Regions from separate parts of the Mus musculus genome. Here region 2 is linked to region 1. The links are chromatin loops, found by intact Hi-C in ENCODE. Cell type or tissue: left cerebral cortex. All regions are shown on one strand. Each heading gives the region's core, and the rest is flanking DNA. Links, peaks and the distances in the headings are about the cores only. Region 1 holds the start of Gnao1 (guanine nucleotide binding protein, alpha O). Region 2 overlaps Gm26843 (a long non-coding RNA gene).

Region 1 (10,039 bases), core at 880-8,879:
TGTTCAGAGCAACTCCAGCGGTCATTTTACAGTGCCACGTCCAAGCATCTGTCACCCAGTGTTCAGAACTGGGAGGTCAGTTAAAGTGACACTATTGATTCTATGCATCATAAAATATAATTCTAAGACATTTCTTTGCAAGGGTTCAAAAATCCAATAAAACTTATACTCGCCTTAAAATTTTTATTAGTCTGTGTAAAAGCATCCCTAATTACTGAAACAATGATGAGGGTATATCCCACGTGAGGTCACAGGCCCCAAACACAAGCAAAGTGCCACGCAGAGGAAAGGAGCCACCCCTACTCATAGGACGTGTGAAGCTGCACTTGCACTACTTCAATCACCACCGTTCGTGTCTTGGAACTTAAATGTTGTATATTGCATGACAGAGACCTTCCAGACACTAATCCACAAATGCACACGAGAGAGAGAGAGAGAGAGAGAGAGAGAGAGAGAGAGAGAGAGAGAGAGAGAGAGAGAGAATATGAAGGTAAAGGCGGTGCCAGCAAGATAGCTCAGAGGATAAAGGCACTTTGTCACAAGGCTGGCAATTTGAGTTTGATCTCCGAACCCATGCAAAGGTAGAAGGAAGAACAGACTCCATGGAGTTGTCCTTTACACACACACACACACACACACACCCCAAAAGATTTTAAACACTTGAGAATTAGGCTTCTGAAAATTGATGCAAACTCCCCCTTATTGCATTGTGCAGAAAAATTCCAAAGGTTTGAGTGTGTAACGGCCCTGGGCTGATGAGGGTAATAACGCCCTGTTCTAGGCAGTGTCTCTGCCTGCCAGTCCCTAACGGCTTCACTAGCTGCTACAGGCATATTCTGATTCCTCCTCATAAGCAGCACCGCAACCTGGACGAGGACACAAGCCGACTGAAGCAGCTCCTTGCCTTCTGAAAACGCTGATGACAAAGGATCTGATAACATTCGGATAGCAATATTCCTCCTCTCAACCCAAAGGAAGGGGCTGTGCTACTAGGCCCAATCCCTGGCTCCTCACAGGGTGTCACCAACGGCAGACTCTCTAACCATCTAATTTCATCTGCCTAGGTGAAACAACACAGCATCTGAATTAACTTACACATATGGCCTGACGGGCTCGTCACCAATCATATTGCACAGGGAAACAGGAAATTGCTTTCTGCAAATGCTACCGAGGCTTTCTGGGCTGGCCCCACCCAGAAAGTACAATCTTCCCCGGCTACAAATGACTCTCACTCAAGTGGTGATCTCAAAACCCATCTCTGGAAGTGAGGACTCCAAAGAATCTGTCACCGGGATACAGTGACACCAACCTCACATTTTGTGGTTAATAAAACAAGTCCTGCATTCGGCTTGGCACAAGTCCCTGATCTGATTTATTTCAGGCTCAGCTCATAGGAAAAACTGCCATTCATGAATGCTTCAGGAGGGCAGGTCAGCTGGGTTTTTTGTGGCACAACTGGCGTGCTCACACCCATTTCTGGTGGACATTCTGATCAAACCTAGCCGATTTCCTAAAGAGATCTGGCACGTTTTGTTCTTAAAGGGAAACAAACAAACAAAAAAAAAATCAATTACAAAAAAAAAATCTCAGTTTTGACAGGCAGTTTTCACAGAAAAGGTGTTTGTGGGAATAGAGAAAGGAAGAAATGCAGGAAAAGAGAAAAATGTTCTGATTTCCGATTAAATAGAATCAAACATCGGACACTTCACCCCATCTTCCTCAGTGCAACCCAATATAAGTCAGACGCACAGGACTTTCCTCAGAATGTCTCCTCAGTCTTCCTTTAAGATTTCGTGCCCCAGGACTTAATCAGGAATTTCCATTCTAAAGTGGCACACGGATCTCCTCAGAGAGCTAAGCTTTCTTTGAATAAAAAAGGCAAGTTGCCCTTTTGGGGACTCGATACGTATTTTTAAACCTCTTATTAAATCAACCTAATTTATGAGGCATGTTCAGGAAGAGCAGGTAGCAAGCTGCTTTGGTGGATGCAAAGTTTCTTTGCCATCCCCTCCCACACCCCCAATTCCACCTCCTTTGCCCTCCTCCTGCCGAGGGTTTCCGAATGTCTTCGGGGCCTTTCCGAAGCCGCCGAAGCCGCTCGGCCCTCTCCGCTTGGACCCCGACTGTGCTCCGAACACTGTCGAGATCCTCCGAGCCCCGCTCCCAGGTCAGGCCGAGCGGAGCCGAACACCGCCGAGCCAAGCTCAGCCCCATCGACTTTTCCAGCCTCGGCTGGGCGCTGTCCACCACTTACAACGCCTGAAACCTCACCCTGGCTCAGGAGGCCGAGGCTTCTACCGGACTCCCGGCCTGCCACAGTGGATTACAGACTTGTGAAGTTTCGAAACCTGCCCCTAAGGAGAAAGAGGTGGCGCGGTTTGCATTTCCCGACACGCGAGGGCTCCAGGCAGATGCAACATGCACCTTGTTGCAAAGAGCAATTCCCCAGGCCCCGCCTCCCCATCCATTTGGACTGCACAAGCCCCAGAGAAACCCCAGGCCAAATTACTGGTGGCTCAGAAGGGTGAGGCTAGCCGAAGGGGCCTGTGAGAAGAAAGCCCCCGGGAGCTCTCGAACGCAAATAAGAACATGCCAAGCAGATGGGAGAAACTGTCTCCTAGTCGCTGCTCCCTACCATCATGGCGCCGCCTGGAACTCGCTTGTCATGCCTGTTACACATGCAAGAATTTTTGCTTCTTGGTTTTGAAACCACAAGCACGATTTGTCTCCCACCCACCTTCCCTCGAAAGGGGCTTTTATTTTCCATTGTTTTCCTACGGGATGCAATTACTTCGGCTATTCTGTCAAGTTGAAAAATAATCATTTTTGTTTACAGCACAGCAACCTCTAATTAGGAGCTGTGTGTGCACGAAGGTGTCACAGCAAAGCGACATGGAATCCTCGCTAAACGGTCCTAACGAACTCCTCCGTCCCGAACTGACAGGCCAACGGAAACAGGGCCAGGAGGCCCGGAAGGCACGCACCCGTTCCCTGCCGGCCACCCCTCCCCAGGCAGAGCTGCCTGGAGGCTCACCGGGAACCGTGGAGTGGATGGGGCAAGAAGCAAGCCAGAGAGGAGGAAGGACGGGCGAGGCTCCTAAGTGGGGAAATGTGGAAAGGAAGGAATATCCCATTTTGTTTTAATTTTCAACCATCACTCAAATCCACCCCCAGTTAATTAGGAGGGGAAACTGATATCTAAGGCAGAAAGGGGGCGGTGGCAAGTAGGGCCTGAAATCCGCATTGAAGGTAGAATACAGAGTGTAAATACAACGATAAAGGCTACACAGTGACTGGAACCTGCGGGTGTCAGAAGAGCAAAGGCTGGAGGGCCAGGGAGGAGAGGGGCTGGAGGGCAGATGAAACTGGCTTTTAGCCCCACAGACCCTCCCACCTCTGCCTTGGATAAGGCTGTGTCTGTCACATCCGCTTGGAAACCCATCCTTTCTCCCCAGTGCACGCCCCCTCCCCTAACCCTTGCTCGCTTTGGGGGGGGGGGTCGTCTAAGCCACAGCCACCAGGAATTCAGCACCAAACTCGTGAACAGCAAACACTTGATCCTCCACCCCAATCTGCTAGGGCTGGGTCCCCTCCATGTTTTAGTCAAGTTCAAAATCACTGCCTCAAGAGAAGCAGGGGGAAGTGGGATTCGAGGGGTGGGGTGGAGGAGGAGGGGAAAGAAGATGAGGCAGAGACAGAAATGGAGGCAGTGAAACACGAAATACTCCACGAGCAAGAGTTATGATCATAAGCACGCCAATAGTGTGATGTTCTGATCAATATGGCGGACACTGTCATTCATACAACTAGAGGCGCTCTCATTCCCTCCCCGCAAACACCGACCCCAGGAGTTGGGGTGGGGGACCCAGAACCAACGTAGGGAGTGGGGGAGGGGAGGCAACCTCGGGTTTCTTCTGTGTGTGCGCGAATTAAAAACCAGGCCTGGAGAGCAAATATGGGTGAGCAAGATAATAAAAACGATATAAATTATTCTTAATAAAAGTACAAATCCCAATGACACAGGGACTTACTTCATCTGCTTCACAATGGTGCTTTTTCCTGATTCTCCAGCCCCTGTTGGGACACACAGAGGGGGGGAAACTGGTGAGTGTCAGCTCATGGAAATGGGAAGGGGGCTTCAAGGCATGCACAGGGTGGGCGCTCCTGGGCACAAGGTGTTGCCAACTCAGGGACCAGATTTCCCAGGGCGCAAGTCGGGTTGGGAACTGTGGCGGGGGTCGAGGGGCGGGGGTGGCTACCCAGGTCCTTACCCAGCAGGAGTAATTTCACGTCTTTGGCGGCGCTGATGCCATCTTCTTTGAGGTTTTTCTCAATCGCCTTGCTCCGCTCGAGGGCGGCTCTCTCCTCTGCGCTCAGCGTACATCCCATGGTGGCCCCTTCCCTGCCACAGCCCGCACGACTAGGCTGGCACGACTCCCCGGGTCGGCGCGCCCCCCACCCCCCCACAGAGCAGAGCCTGGGCTCAAAGGGGAGAAAATCACGATATCCTCTCCTTGGCTGGGAACAAAATTGTCGAAAGACCAGAATCCCCCCAAAAGGACAGCCTCTATTAAGATTCCAGCGGCGAAGATTAGCGGCGGCTGGCTGGGGTCTGGGGGTGTCGAGGTGAGGGTAGCCGGGGTCTGGGGCTCCGGAGCCGAGAGAGGAGGCGCCCGCGGGCCCGGGAGGCGCGGGTTGCAGGCACCGAGGCTAGTGCACGACCCAAAATAAATAAAATAGGAGTCGAGGCTGGATCCGCAGCCGGAGCCGGCGGAGGGTGGGGTGGGGGGCAGGGTGGGTCCTTCTGCCGCGGCTGCCGGAGGCGGAGGAGGAGGAGGCGGAGGCGGAGAAGGTGGAGGCGGCGGTGGCGCGGGGTGTGGAGGGAGTGAGTTAGGGGGTGCCGCTAGTGCATGTGCATCGCCGCTCCTCGGCCGTCGATGCGTCCGCGGCGCCTTCTCCGACCCCCGCGCGCGGGGCAGGGCTGGGCAGAGGGCCGGGCCGGGGGTGGGGGGTGCAGCTCTCTCTAGCGGGAGGCGGCGTCGCCGGGGCCCAGAACTCGCATCGCTCGGCGGAGCGGACAGGAGACGGGGAGAGCGCGAGGGAGCCGCGGCCAGCGGGGAGCGCGAGAAGAGGCGGGCAGGGAGGGCAGGGCACGCGCGCGCGCGCCGGGGCGGGCGGGGAGGGGGGGGGCGAGGCGAGCGCAGCTCTCGAGTGCGCCTGGTCCTGCGCAGCGCTCCGCCAGCCGCCCGCTGACGTCAGCAGGGCCGCGCGCCGGGGGCCCCGGGGACGGCGCGGGCGGGGGCGGCGCGCATGCCCGCGGGACGCGTCAGACAAGCGGGCGCGCGCGCGCGGCGCCGCCCACTCTCGGGTCCCCCTCCCCCCGCGGCTCCCGGAGCGTGCCGGGCTGGGGAGGGCGGGGCCTGGGGCCGGGCGCGCGCCTGCGCCCCACCCCGCCCCACCCCGGCGGGTCTCGCGCGCCCGGCCCGCCTCCTGTCAACCCCAGCGCGGCGGTCAGGTGGTCCCCAGCCCTGGGCCTGAGCCTCCAGCTTCCTGGTCCCTCGGGCTCTGGGTCGTGTCTCCGGCAGATCGCCTTACCGATTGTTCTCCTTCGCGGCTGGAGGTGTAGCCCCTAGTCGAGCTATGGTGCCTCCGCAGATGTGAGGAGGTAGTGGGTCAGGATAAACCCGCTCACTCCATAATAACGCGCTGGGGCTCAGTGACGGATTTGGGTCCGCATTTATTGAGCATCTAGTGTCTAGAGACTGGGCTAGTAGAGAGGAAAGTAGCAGGCAGAGAAGAGGCAAGGCCTGCTCCGCAGGAGTTTTTGCCTCCCTTAGCCAATGTGAGCCTTACCGCGAGATGCCCACAACCTCTGTCGCTAGAGATGGTTACCATCCTAGGATGGCTTGATGCCAAAGGCCCAGGGACAGTCTTTCATGAAAGCCTCTAGCAAATACTTGTTCCCTTAAATTTTTCTCTATATGATGAATCGATGGCCTCCCTTGGTTCTTGAATTCTTGTATCCCCAGAACATAATCCGGTAAAAATGAATTCTTCATAGGTTTGTGATAAGAGATTTTTTTTCTTCCTTTCATCTTAAAATAACAAACTACTAGAAGAAATACACCCTTCATATCTTCTCAGATAGTCAGAAACCAGGGTCAGTTATTCAGCAAACAGCGAACCCAGCACTGGGGAAAACAGTAGACAGTTGCCAAAGATCGGTCATGTTCTGGGTGGTCTCAGAGCCTGAAGACATTAATTCTTACTGCACAAAATAGTTTTACAATCAGTTCCACCAGTCAGCCCCAGGGGCCTTCCTAGATGGAGGAGCCAACAGGCAAGACTGCCCAGGATAAAGACAGGCAAGGGGCCAGTGGAAAACACTTTCTTTTTTCGTAACAGTTGGGCATTTCTGTGACTCTGAAAGTAAACTTGTTTGCTTCATTTCAGCAATGGAGAGAAAATCCTATTTTGGAAATGTCACTCAGCATAAAAATATATTTGCAAGGGGGAAAAGGGGCAATTAAGACCCACTCAGAAGAAAATATTTTTTCTCCTGCATGTTTTTTTTTCATAAGTTTGGTGTTTCCCAATGTATGTTTGTCTCATTCGACAAATGTCTGTGTCAAAAGTATATGTAATATAATTGGAATATTTAAATTTGAGTCATACCTACCTATTCTAGGAAACCGACAAAAAATTCTATAGATTTATTTTATACAGCACATAAATAATCCCTCCTCTATTTTCTTTCCTCTTTGTGTTGGGTGGGGAAACTATTAGAAGATGAATCTGGTTTGGCTTAAAAATCAAGTATCATTAAACTTGTCCTTCCAGATCGAAAACAGAGATCTCAGGTGCCCAATATTCTATAGACCTTGCTTCCTGCAGAGGTTGCTGGGGACAGTTGCCTAGATCTACTGTGAACCAGATTCAGAAAAAAATTTCACTGCCATTTGTACAAGACTGCATTTGATGGACCGAAGGTAAGGATCACCGTTTCACTCTGCCCTGGGACAGGGCGGTGGCGGTGGCGGTGGTGGTGGTGGTGGTGGCGGTGGTGGTGGTGGCGGTGGCAATACCCTAGTAAATATATTTAGTGTTCTTTCATATCAAGTGATTTTCAAGTGAAGGCCTTATGTTCCTGGTGGCATTCTGGTTGTGTATGGGAAGATGCAGCCATCCTTGACTTTTAAGTGCCTGGCCTTCCTCCTTGCTATCAGTCCTGATATGGCAGACGTATAAGCCTCTGTGTTTTGAGTTTTTCTTCGTTCCCCCAGTACTTGACCTACTGACTATGTATGTAAGATTATGTTCCAGCACTGTGGAGGTATTTCAGATTTGCCTACTCTGTTTTCCTCTTCTTCCTTCTTCTTCTTCCGTCTTCTTCTTCCTTCTTCTTCTTTTCTTCTTCTTCTTCTTCTTCTTCTTCTTCTTCTTCTTCTTCTTCTTCTTCTTCTTCTTCTTCTTCTTCTTCTTCCTCCTTCTCCTTCTCCTTTTCTCCTTCTCCTTCTCCTTCTCCTTCTCCTTCTTCTCCTCCTTTTCCCTCTTCTTCTCCTTTTTCTGGGTCACTTTGCATCATTATGGCTGAGTTCCATAAAAGACTAATAATAATTCACTTCATCTGTATAGTGCTTTACAGCTTACGGAGCACTTTTACAAAAATTCCCCCATGTGATCCTCCCACATAAACCTCAGTTAGGTACTAGTGTGGGAAGCATCATGGATGAGTGGAAAGAGCCTAGACCAGGAAGACAGATTGATAAGAGAAAACTTCTGAGATGTCCTACATTTGATTACAAAGGGCCAGGGGACATGAGAGAAGAGAAATGATATAGGATGTTATTTGGGTAGCAAGCTACAGGCTCCCAAAAGACCATTTTTCTGTTCTTGAATGTACATTAAAAAGCTTCATTCAATGCTGCTCTGACTGCCTAGGCACCAGTCTATGCCCCTTGCATCATTAACCAACCCAGAAGTCCTGCCTTTTTCTCTTTGATCTCCCATCACAAAGGCTTCATTGCTTCAGGTAAACCCACCCTTGTTATCAGTAGCCAGTGTAAACTCAGTGTACATAGTATGTATGCAGCAATGTTTTCCGTGTAAAGTACTCTGCCCTTTTAGATATGGGGAACTAGCTATTCACCCACTTTGGCGGTTGTAGAATTTCTCCCTAGCCTCTTCAATAGCTTCAATAAACCCCTTTATTTCAGAAAGTTCTTGCAAGGCCTTGGGCATTTTGGTTTAATAAGATGCAGTCTGGTATCCATTTTACAGATGAGCAAGCTGAGCCCTCACACAGGGGCATGAATAAATTATTAATGGTCAATAAACTTATTAATGAGTCAGCGAGTCTTTGCTGTTTTGCGAACTGTTGAAAACAGCACATTATATACATACATAAAGAATTCTCAGATCAGAAAGCCAAAATCTCAAACCCAGTCATATTTTGATTCCTCCAAAGGTATAAGTAATAAAAAAATCCTTTGACTATATTAAATTGCTACACAATTAATTCCTGTGGAAACGAAGAAATTAGAGTTCTAACATTAGGAGCTAGGATTCCTAGACCAAGGCCAGTTTCCCTTTGGTTTTGTTTTATATGATTCTCAGAATTATATTTTTTCTGATGAAATTTTTTTTATCAGAAAACAGTTCTCACCCCATCCTTAGTCAAATGTTCATCATGCTACACACACACTATGCATCATATTTTGGAAGCCACTTGGAATATCTTCCATAGTCCATGAGAGGAATGTCAGCAAAGGCTGCAGAAAGCTGCTCTGCTTCCAGAGAGTAGTGATCCCCAGCTCTCAGTTAACCAGCATGGTGGGCTTTGGGTAGATACTCACTTTCTTTTCTCTTTATCTATGTCTCTAAAAATGTCCCCAGTTGACATTTTTTCCCTGGCATGTTTTCGCACACGTCTCTCAGACCACTACCACCATGGCTCTCAAACATTATTATCTATAGAATTACCTGAGATGCTTTAAAGTTACATTTAAAAATTAAATTTAGAGTTCCACTTCTGGAATACACTCAGTAAACCTGAGGTGGAACCTGAGGATTGTCTTTTATAACCACATTTCTCGTATTTGTTGGGAAGCTTGCTGCTGGGATATAAGCTCATAGAAAGAAAACGGCTTCCACTGTGTATGAAAAGACCAAGAATGGTCCTTGTGCACTGGTTGTCATAATATTTGTTAAGTAAAGTCCCTGTGTGACAAGGGCTTCATCAGGTAATATATAGGAAAGCTCTTCCCACCTTTGACATTTGAGTTTTTTCCCTAAGACAAATTCTGCCACTTGATTATTTTAGAAAATGTTTGAGATTCAGTGAAAGTTATGTCATCAAGTAAAGTTCTATGACATGAATGATGCTGATTTTGAACCTACGAGTGGGAGATTTACTGACCAACAGGCACTTGTGAGAGGGGATATACCTAATATTTTTGACATCCCCATCAGAAAAATTCTTGGCAAACTTCTGTGTCTTGTTTTCTAATTTTGTAGGGTTTATGAGAGATTAATTTTCTTATGTATAATTGTTAAGTGTAAGAGATAATGCAGGAAGAAATAGGATTTTTGTATACCTTTAAGAGAAAGGATTTGCATGAAGAAACAAGATAAATGTTTTTACATCATAGAACTGAGCTCTTAAGTTATGAAAATCCACTGTGTGTTAACTGCTGATGAGATTTTTTTTTAATATACTTTGATGGTTTGGATACTCCAAAGAGTACTATGTACTTTGTGATTTTTAAATGTTTAATTGTTATTTAATTATTCTTATTATTTAATTATCTTAATTATTTTATTTAAATTATTTAATTATTAAATCAAGTAACTTAAATCATTAATAATTTAGGATAGCAAGGGAATGCCACAAGGATGCCTTTAGAGTGTTGGAAGGGGCAAGGAACTCTGCTTTTTATGCAAGCAAGACTGACCAAGAGCTGAGCTTGGCATTGAAGTTTGTCCTTATGTGAATGCTTTACCTAATAGTCTTGAGTCTCTGTTGGACTTTTCCTGGGAA
Region 2 (10,039 bases), core at 1,301-9,300, 250 kb after region 1:
CCAGCCTATAGAGTCCTTCGATTTTTAGTATGGTGACACAGAGCTCATAGAAACAATCAGCTTGCTCAGAAACTAGAAGACATAACAGAATCCATATTTCCTGACCTCCAGGTGATCAGTGCAGCCAACATAGAGGTTAGTGGGTCCACAGGATACCCGTGATGCCTTTCACTTTCCTTGAGAAACCGATAGCTGCTCTCTGTTCTACCCCAGTGCTCTTCCCACTCATCCTGGTACCTGGATGCTCCACTGGTTGTTTGATTTGGTTTAATTTCCAGGCACAGGTTGGTGTGATGATTGGAAGAGGGTTGAACTCAGTCAGGAGGCTTGCCTCCATATTTGCTGTTCTGTTTCATGGGAAAGGGCCTGTAGTTAAAGACTCTTGGTATTCACAGCTTTCAGCTTTGCCTGCTTCCCCCTGTAGGTTGAGACATGTAAGAAAGTGTGAAGGCACTTCAGGTAGGCTCCCCAGTTGCCTGTCATCCTCAGCATGGAATGGAAGTGGAGGGCAGTGGCTCTCATAGGTGAGAGGACAATGTAGCTTTAAAATAAACTCAGTCAAATGAAAACTGCTCTTTCAACTTGGTTAGAATCCAAACATCCCTCTACTTCCTCTCCTAGGAAGACCTGGGATGAGTGCTTCACCTTTCCATGTGCCGTAGGAGAAACTGGAATGGTACAGGCCTACTAACTTGCCCGAGGTCACTTGCTAGCCTGTGCCAGAACAGTAGATAGACTTGACACTGGCTCTGCCTCTCAGCCCTCCCGATGCTTCTCTCAAGGCTAAGATCTGCCCTACTACTCCCAAGCTGGTCCACCTAGTGAGTAGTTTATGTCAACACCCTTGTGAGGCTGATTTGGGGACATTCCTCAGCTCCCACGGCACAGCCCAATCACATCCCATTGCTGGTTTTCCTTCATGAGCCTGTGGTTTCTTTCAAAGGAGCAAAGCCCCACTCTCTTATTTTTGTTCCCGCTAATATAAGCAGCAGACATAAAGGAACTACATTTTCAACCTCAAGTTTTCTTTTCCCTCCCTCTAGGGTCTTGAGCAGATTAAGATGAAACAGACGGGCATTACATGGAAGCTTCTTTCAGCCCCCACCAGCTTTCATTGCTGACCATCCTGTTCCTGACTGTGCTGTGTAGGAGAATCCAGACATTGTGTACAGCTGCATCTCAGCGTGGCCCGTTTTGGCTGGAATTCAAGGAGTAATTACAGCCAAATGAGTATTATTACAACCCACGTCAATCAGCGCAGCCTTCTCCTCGAATGCTCTCATAAAGAAACAGGGACGCTCTCTGAAAGATGCTGTCTGGTTTAAGCCCAGTGTCTTTCTGGGGACCAGGATGTGTGTGCTTTTCCAGAGGGAAACCAGCGCTGATCGTCTGTCACCAAGTCTGAAGAGTATAACCTGTATGATCTGAGACTGTAGGTCCCCAGAGTTAGGCAGACCCCAATTCAGATCCCACATGCTACTTCCTCTCTCTGTGAACCTACACACGGGCTTAACCTCTCCACATCTCCATGTTCTGATGAGTGATGCGAGACTTCAGGGATTCAGCAAGATAGAGTGTTTAAAGTGCCAAAAGAGATCTATGGTGATTTGTTAATGGAACTTCCTTTCCTCCTCATTCAGCAATTAATCACCAGCTCTTTGTCCTCGGCTGGAGGTGTGGCTTTGCATCAGCAGGTGGATGCTAAGCTACACATTTGTCTACATTTTAGGCCTCCTTTGGAACCCAAAAGCAATGTGTGCAGGGAGGTTATCCTGGAGAGACTGGAGTGTGAGGACGAGTCACACTGATTCTGTAGGGGGCTGGGATGTCGTGGGAAAAAGGGCAGGAGCAATGGGAATTGGAAGACACCTCCACACACACAACCATGAAGTTCCACCAACTTTAGAACACTACTTTGGGAGGAATCATGGGTGGTGAGGGAAAGACCTTGTCCCTGTAGAAATTTAGTGGAGAAGAGCTCTTTGCCTAGGTTCCTGGTGGCTTGGTTAGAAAGAACATTGGTATGGTTTGAATCTGCAATGCCCACCATAGGCTCTTGATTTGAACATTTGGTTCCCAGCTGGTGGAGCAAATTTGGAAGGGTATGGGTCTAGCTGGTAGACAGGTTTTCATGGGAAGGTCCCTAGTTCCTGACTTTTTCTGCTTCCTGATCTGCGTGATGCGAATAGCTTCCCATACATGCTCCTATGATGGGGTCCTATTGCTGTGGCCTGAACCACCATGCTAAGCCTTCTCTGTCATAGTGAAATGTCTTGAGACCATGAGCCCAAAGAATTCTTTCACCCTTTACATACACTGTTTCTGCCAGCTATTTTGACCATGCTACCTCAAAAGCAACAAATAAAAATGCTTATAAAAACGTATATGCAAGCAGCCAGGCAACCTTGTGTGTATGCATGGGGCTTAGGCACGGAGCTTAAATCACTCTTGTAAATCTGCTCCATTCAATTTAGTAAAACGTTCTCCTGTCTACTTTGGGTGAGAGATGGCATGGGGAGTTGGGGACCCAGAGAAGACAAAGCTGTCACCCTTCTGCTGGGTGATATGTGAGGTAGTACACTAGTTTAGCTTTCTGTCGCTGTTAGAAGCACCATGGCCAAAGAAAGCAATTTGAGGAGAAAAGGTTTATTTGACTTAGAGTTTCAGGTCACAGCCTGTCACTTAGGAAAGTGTCAGGAGGCCCTCAGCAGGAGCAGAGTCAGGAACAAGTGAGGAACCTGCTTACTGAATTTTTCCCAGGCTTACATTCAGGTGCCTGTTTATTATTTATTTTGTGTTTAGATATTTGTTTACTTTTTTCTATGTATATGGGTGCTTTGCCTGCATGTGTTCCTATGTATCACATATATATCTAGTGCCCTGGGAGGCCAGAGGGTGGCACTGGATCCCCTGGAACTGGAGTTACAGAAGAGCATAAGTAGTCATGTGGATGCTAGGAATCAAATCTGGGTCCTTTGGAAGAACATCCACTGTTCCATCCTTGAGCCATCTCTCTAGCCTCCCTAGCTGCCTTACTTATATATCCGAGGACCACCTGCTCACTCAGAAGTGGGACTACCCACAGTGCACTGGGCCCTCCCATGTCAATCCATCAATAATCAAGAAAAGTCTCACTGGTATGGGACCAATCTGAAGGAGGCACATTTTCAGTTGAGAGTTCTCCATCCCAGATATGTCTAGGACTAGTGGTAGACAAGGAAGGGTCTACTACTGAGTTACATGCTGTCCCTAATTAAATAGATGCTGATTGGGCCTCTGTCCTGATTCCATACACCAAGCTGAGCAGATATCCCCTGAGACTGTACATATGCAAAACACTGACTCTGGCAGACAGAGGGGCTTGCAAGTCCCTGGTGGTTTTTAGCTCAGGCAGTAACTTATTTTTTCTCTCACCAAAGGCAGTTATCCCTGAGTTTAGTAAATGTACTTTTGCCTTCTCCCCATCCTATAAAAGAAGTACTGGTTCGGGGTTCTGTGGTCAAGAACTCCCAGTTCAAGCTCTCTCAACAGAAGTAGAATGGCCTGTTCCAGGCTGGTCTGGTGCCAGAGCCCTGATGGAGGCAGGTTTCTTACTTGCCTCTACTTCCTGTATATTCTTTGTCTCTGCACTTGCACCTTTCCCTTGACCCCAGTACTTTGATAATGATCTGTGCTGGTACACTCATGCCCTGGCCTCGGATTCCACCACCCACATGCCCTTTCTGGGAGGTTGTTTTGTAAAAAAGGAGTTGTCAATGTTGGCATTTCAGATGGGAGACGGACATTTGAGTGGTGCCTTTCATGTTTCCTATAAATTAAGGGATGTTAAGATTGCACCTGATAGCGATCATAATTTGAGGTCTCTGAGACTTCTTTGAGAATGTGTTAGGGACCTGGGTGAGAATCCGAGGTTCTTCTGCTAGGTCACAACCATTTCCCAATAGCCCTGCCTTCCCCCAACCTTTGAGGTACGGGAGAGTATTTAAGATCTAAACTATAGCATCAGGATTTAGAGAAAAAAAGCCAAGTGGGCTCCTCTCCCAAACTCTTCCATGTCTTCTATGGGCAGGTCCTTAAGATGTCAGTTCTGAGGGGGAGGAAAGTGGTAGACAGTGGTGCCAACATGCCATTTCTTCCTACCCAAGGAAGGGCGACAGCCATTTTTAGGACTTGCCAAATGTCACATCAAGTATCGGGTAAGAAAGTCCCTATTGCTAATCCACGCCCAGTGACCATGTCCTCCCCCCAGGTGAGCGCAGCCACCTTTCGGGAGTAGATGTGCACGTTTTTCAGAACCTGCCTTGGCTGGTTAGTTGGTGAGGTTTTTCTGCTTCATTATAAGTAGAACATCAGGCATCTTTAGTAGCTTTTGGCAGGCGAAGGATCAGAGCTGTACTCAGCATCCAAATGTAGAGTCAGAAGGCTCAGAATCAAAGGGAAGGCATTTTGTTTGAAGTCAATTCTCAGGTCATCATACAGCGGTCCTGCCATTTACGGGAACTGGGATGAGGAATTTTGGCTGCTGTTGGTTGTCTTGTGCTGGCAGACAGTCCCAGAACACCCAGAACCTGATTGTTGGCTTCAAAACTAAAATAAAAGCTATTGATATGGAAGAACTAAAGAAGGACAGCTCCAGCGGGGTCAGCGTACTGTTTTCAGATATTCCGGGTTTGCCTTTATCCCACATAGAACATGAGATGCCCGTGTTTGCCATGGAAACCGCCGGAGGGAAGCTGGGAGGATGTAGAACTTGGCAGGTGATTCTAGCCTACAGTATAGCTGGCACCCAGTGCACAGGAAAGATGAGTGACACCTGAGAAGTCTGGAGGAGCCAGATCCAAACAGCAGGTGCATCTTACCAGCAATGGGGAAATCTCTTCTCCAAACTGTAAGGCTGGGCAGCTTGGTGTATTTTGGACACGTGGGGTTAATTTTAGCTCCCCATTGAAGCTTTAAAAACCAAGTGAGGAGCTTAAGAGATGGCCCTGTCAGTAAAGTGGGGCTTGAGTTTGAATCCCTAGTATCCATATCAAAGCCAGGTGGTGCACCTATGACCTCAGTGCAGAGGGAACAGGCAGAGTTAGGGAAATCCTTGGAGCTTGGCGGTTAGTCTAGCCAACCAACACACGTGCGTGCTGGAGCTTGCACAAAATACACTTCTTACAGTGTTCTCAACATAGTATGTACTATCTCTCTGTCTGGGGAAAGACCCTCTTTATTTCCTGGGTTTCCTTGTCATTCCATGAATGTGTATAGTTAGTTACACTGCCAGTATACTTTAGTGTTTAGAAGTGTACTTCTAAAAACAATATTCTGTTATTGGACAGAGATACTGGTACTCAGGATTCAATACTGGTGCCAGCACAAGGTACAGAGGTTGAGTTCACACTGGTAGGTGAGCACCCACACAGCTCTTCCTGGCTTTTGGCTGAAGGAGGGTGAGCTTGTATCTCCTCAGCCTAACCCCACTCGTTTGCTGGCTCCATTTCCCCTGGGAACCAGACTTTGCCCTGGGCTTTGGGCTCAAGCCCCTGGAAGCACCTATAGCTTCACATAGTAATTTTTCCTAGACTCAAGCTCTCTCCTCTCCTCGGTCAGGCTCCTTCCCAGATTTTATTATGGGATGGCACTGAGCTCATTCTTCCAGACTTCGAGGCTCCTTGTCTATCTGGGGCAGAACTTTTATTCCTGGAGAGGAGAGTCGTGGACTTCCCACTGAGTATCTCAGCTGCCTTTTCTCTCTGTCAACATATGTGAGAGGGTCTGAATCGCCCTTAATTCCCTGCAGCTGGCCTCACTCAGCACGGCTGCTGGAAGACATGATTCTTTTGTTCCCTTGTTTTTTTCTTTAAGCAAGTAATTTTTTTTTTTTTTGAGTTCTGGGTGGGTGTCATCTGCAGTTTTTAGGGAAAAACTCCCTCTCTGAAAACTTCTGGGCAGGACATTAAAACTGCTGGTGGGGAAGAGGCCATTGCCTGTGATTGGTGAATGAGACTACCACCAAGGAAGTAGGGCAAGGGGTAGTGCCTTTGAATCTGCATCCATATTCTCTGCTGTGTGATCTTGGGACATCCCTGGCCTTCTCTGGGCCACATTCTTACATCTGTAAGGATGGGGTTGAGTTTAATTAAAGGTTTTCAGTTAAAAACAAAAGCCCACTCTCAGTGGTCTTCTGGTGAACCAGGGTTTCAGGAAAAAGAGTTTCAAACTCTGTACATTCAGAGTTTCAATACTCTCAGCTCGAAACTTCCCCATGGACCCAGGATCTTTATGCGTTTTAGTCAGCTCTATGCTGCTGCTTTAAGAGTCAACCTAAGGACAAAAGACTTGACTCATATTCCAAACATTTTAGTCCAAGGTTATTTGACTCTGTTTTTCCGTTTCTCGACCTGTGACCATGCAGGACATAACAAACACGGTAAAGCAAGGAAGCTAGGAGAGAGAGAGAGAGAGAGAGAGAGAGAGAGAGAGAGGATGGGAGGAAAGGAACAAGGGAGGGAGGGAGGAAGGGAGAGGGGGCAGTCCTCAGGGATTTACTCCATTCAAATAGGTCCTACCTCCTGAATGTCTATTACCACCCAATAGTCCATCAATTTTTATATGTATAGCATTAATGAAGTCAGAGTCCCCATGATGCAATAAATTCCTAAGACCCCTCCCCCCCACCTCTGAATATTGCAACATTGGAGACAAAGTCTTCAATACACAAGCCTTTAGTGGACACTGCATCTAAACCATAACGCCTCCCTTTAGATACATACTGAAACACACTTTCTTGTTTTATGTGGTTCTGAAACCTCTGAGTTTTGAAGCTGAAGAGGTCAAGTGGAATGGTCAGTATCCTCAAGACTGTGGTAAAACTTGCCTGGGGTTGGGAACTTCCTACGAAAGAAGCCTGAAGCCATGGATCTGGTAGTTACTAGTAGGAGTGTGGAACCCAAGAACAGATTTTCTGGGTTTCTGCTCTAGATTGGATCTGAGATATTGCTTCAAGGCTTGGCTTCCTCCAACCCGTGGGTGGCAGAACCTTTAAGAAGTGGGGCATAGTAGGATATCTTTAAACCACTGGAGGTGTGTCCTCTAAGGAGACTGTCTCTGCATGGAAATGAGGACATAACCATGCTAAGGTCTAAAGAGAAGGATTTATTGTAGGACTCGAGGGGAGAGTAAAGCCAGAGGCATCTGCAAGAGTCCAGAGCAGTGAGAGAAAGAAGTCAGCAGTATGAACTGGGCCATGAGATGAGAGACATGGCATGGAAGGGGTGGCAAAAGAAGAAGACAAGAGAGAAGGGAAAGAGGTCATGTGGATCAAGAAGGAAGCTGAGGACTGAGAGAGTAGAGGGAAGAGAGGGCAGAAAGAGAGAACCAAGGGAGGGCATGACCAAAATGAAAGCCTCTGTGTTGTAGACATTTAGGGTAGGGGCTGGTTATTACCAGCCAGTATGACTCTGTAACAGGTACTTGCTGAGAAAGCCTAGAGACCAGCATGTGCTTGGGTGTGCTAAGAGGCACCTTGATGGGCTATTTGTCCTGAGATTATTTGGGACCCGAGAGTCTCTTTCCCGTTCTTTGTGCTTCCATGGCTGCTATATGGCAGGCATGTGGCTAGCCCTACCTTACACTCTCACTAGGATGCACTCCCTTGCTGCAGGTCATGAAACAGCCAGGCCAACTCATGGGAAGCTAAAAATATCTCCAAAACTGCTACTTAACATGAACTCGCCCTCTTTCTAAGTCAATTATCTCAGATGGTTATAGTAATATAAAGTCACTAACATATTTACCCCAGTTTAACTACCTTTTCTCTGTGTGCCCCAAACCTGTCCAAATCTCAATTGTCTTTATCACAGCTTGTCTTCTGTTAAAGTTACCAGCACTTGCATGAACCACCTGGCCCAAATCTAAGTTCTATCGGGTAATCTTTATGCCTCAGTTTCTTTGTATGCTTCCCACCTCCATCTAGTTTTCACTTATTAGCCATTTCGTGAAGTTAATGGGCATGTGGTTTCAGTCCTTTCCAAGAATGAACAGGTAAACAATATATTGATATATGATGATAATGCATCCCATTCTATTCCTTCCCCGCTGGCCATTTCTCATTCAGTTAGCCGTTATCCTGTATCCATCAATTCAAGGAAGAATGGGTTCAGCATAAAACAGCAAAAATAATGAGAGTCAGTTGTAGAAGTGTGAAGTCTCAAAGCCTTAGACTCCAGTAGAGTAGAGAAATCTTATACTCATGAGTAAGTTTGTGATTGAAATCAAGTGGTAGTGATAGGGAAGTCAACTCCATGATGTGGTGTCATGTGCTTGATGTAAAAATATGTTTTGAATTGGAGAAGAATAGGGCTCTGTTTGTGGTGTTTCTGAGTTTGTGGACCAGGATTCCCACTTCTATGCTAAGCCTGTGGTGTACAACTCTTATCTATGACAGATTCCCTTCTGACTGGTTCTTTCCTAGTGGAAATCAGAGAGGATTCACCTGGATGAAAGAGCTTATATCATCAGCTGACAGTGTTTTCAGGACTAAATCTTGAGCTAGGGCTTTGGCCACTAGATGAGTACAATGGGCTAACCAAACATATTAGTCAGTGTTAGGAAAGTGTCCAGACGAGCAGATGTTGAGTAGCAGCTGGAGCACTGGTCATCTGTGCTTGACAGTGAATGAATGAGGACATGGCCCTGACTTCCATCATTCTGGGTATATGGCCAAGGAGTTGACTATTTTTCATTTATACTAATAAATAGTCATCAGAACCACCTAGAAACGAGACCCATCCTATTAACTTATCCTTCTGCAGGTCACTGAAATGTAAATTCATTGACTTTAGGGAGCGAAGAAGTCAAGCTCAAGGGATATCTTCACACATCTGTAAGCATGTGATCAACAGATCACAACTCAAAACATAGAATCTCAAACAGTCTCCTGTGTTCTTCTCACTCCTCAATACTCACCACCATGTAGTTACTGTTTGCAACTATTTTATAATAGAATTTCCTACTGAGGAAGCTTTAAAATTTTCTTAAGTATAATTTATTATGTTTCTCTTTTCTGGATGTTATATTTTATATTCTCCTTTGAAAATTTTTGCCTGTTCTAGTACCACAAATACATTCTCCCCAAGTTCACATTTGAGTCTACAGCTCATCTTTGACTAATTTTTGTATGTGATGAGTTAGGGTGAAAGTTCCTTTATAGTAAGTGAGCCTTGACACTGTGTAGCATAAGTCTCCAAACATTTTCCAACATGCCTTGGTTTTTCCAAATAAGATTAGAATCACCATTTCAATTTCCAACAAAACAAAATGAAACAAGCCAGCTGGACTTTTCATTCGGATTCAACTTACTCTATAGTTTAGTCTGAGAAAATTGACGTCTGCGATGATTAATCTTCATCATTTACTTGCCAGGATTTAGAACTATTTAGGAGATTGGGGAAGTACATTTCTGGGAATGTCTGGGAGGGTGTTTATAGACAAGTTTAACTGAGGGAAGACCAATGCAGGTGGCTATAGTCCCAGATGAAATAGAAGGGAGGAAAGGGGCACTTCCAAGAATGCATTTCTCCTGTCTGCTTCATGGCCTGCTAGGATGTGAGCATCTGTGCTCTACCATGATCTACCCTCCATGGCACATGGAAATCTCTGAAACTAGGAACCCAAGTAATCATTCCTTCCTCAACTTGTTTCTGTGATATATATTTTGGTCAGAATGAAACATAAGCCTCTTACTAATATTGAGTCTTTGAACCCTTGAACACATTTTTTCCATTGTTAACTGAGATCTCCTTTAGTTTCTCTTAGCGATATTATAGAATTTTAGCATAGAAAACATTCAAATCTTCTATCTAACATATTGAATATTTTATATTTTGATTCAACCATACTTTGAATTTTGAAATGCTCAGCTTCTTTGTTTATAAAGAATAGAAAATTGCTTTTCATATGGAAAGAATGTTCCCATAAATTTAGTAAGGATTGTTTTTCATCTATGGTAATAAGTAGTTAGCAGAATTGGTTATAAGTTTGTTCAACTGGC

The links. A loop is a pair of places that touch in the nucleus more often than their neighbours do. Peaks named below come from ENCODE experiments on the same cell type or tissue, not always from the same donor. Only the 100,000 strongest peaks of a DNase experiment are listed, where the experiment ranks them.
Region 2: it touches region 1 in a loop (11-fold over the local background); 5 of 42 quality-filtered maps call a loop at or near these places.

The regions. Positions count from the first base shown.
Region 1 is chr8:93,805,686-93,815,724 of GRCm38, reverse strand. Gnao1 (guanine nucleotide binding protein, alpha O) reads right to left here and starts at 4,887. Exons shown (of 9, transcript NM_010308.3): 1 at 4,272-4,887; 2 at 4,032-4,074. The coding sequence starts at 4,389. It overlaps 4930488L21Rik (RIKEN cDNA 4930488L21 gene), which reads left to right and starts at 2,170. Exons shown (of 1, transcript NR_026888.1): 1 at 2,170-4,031. In left cerebral cortex, for the core only: no CTCF peak of the experiment used is centred there; DNase peaks (open chromatin) are centred at 4,297, 5,097, 5,369, 7,706 and 6 more places; H3K4me3 peaks cover 4,863 bases; H3K27ac peaks cover 5,119 bases.
Region 2 is chr8:93,558,465-93,568,503 of GRCm38, reverse strand. It overlaps Gm26843 (a long non-coding RNA gene), which reads left to right. Exons shown (of 10, transcript XR_003947433.1): 10 at 1,044-2,519. Among named protein-coding and RNA genes, the nearest start is that of Ces5a, 28 kb to the right of the region's middle. In left cerebral cortex, for the core only: no CTCF peak of the experiment used is centred there; DNase peaks (open chromatin) are centred at 4,329, 4,717, 5,676 and 7,015; H3K27ac peaks cover 332 bases.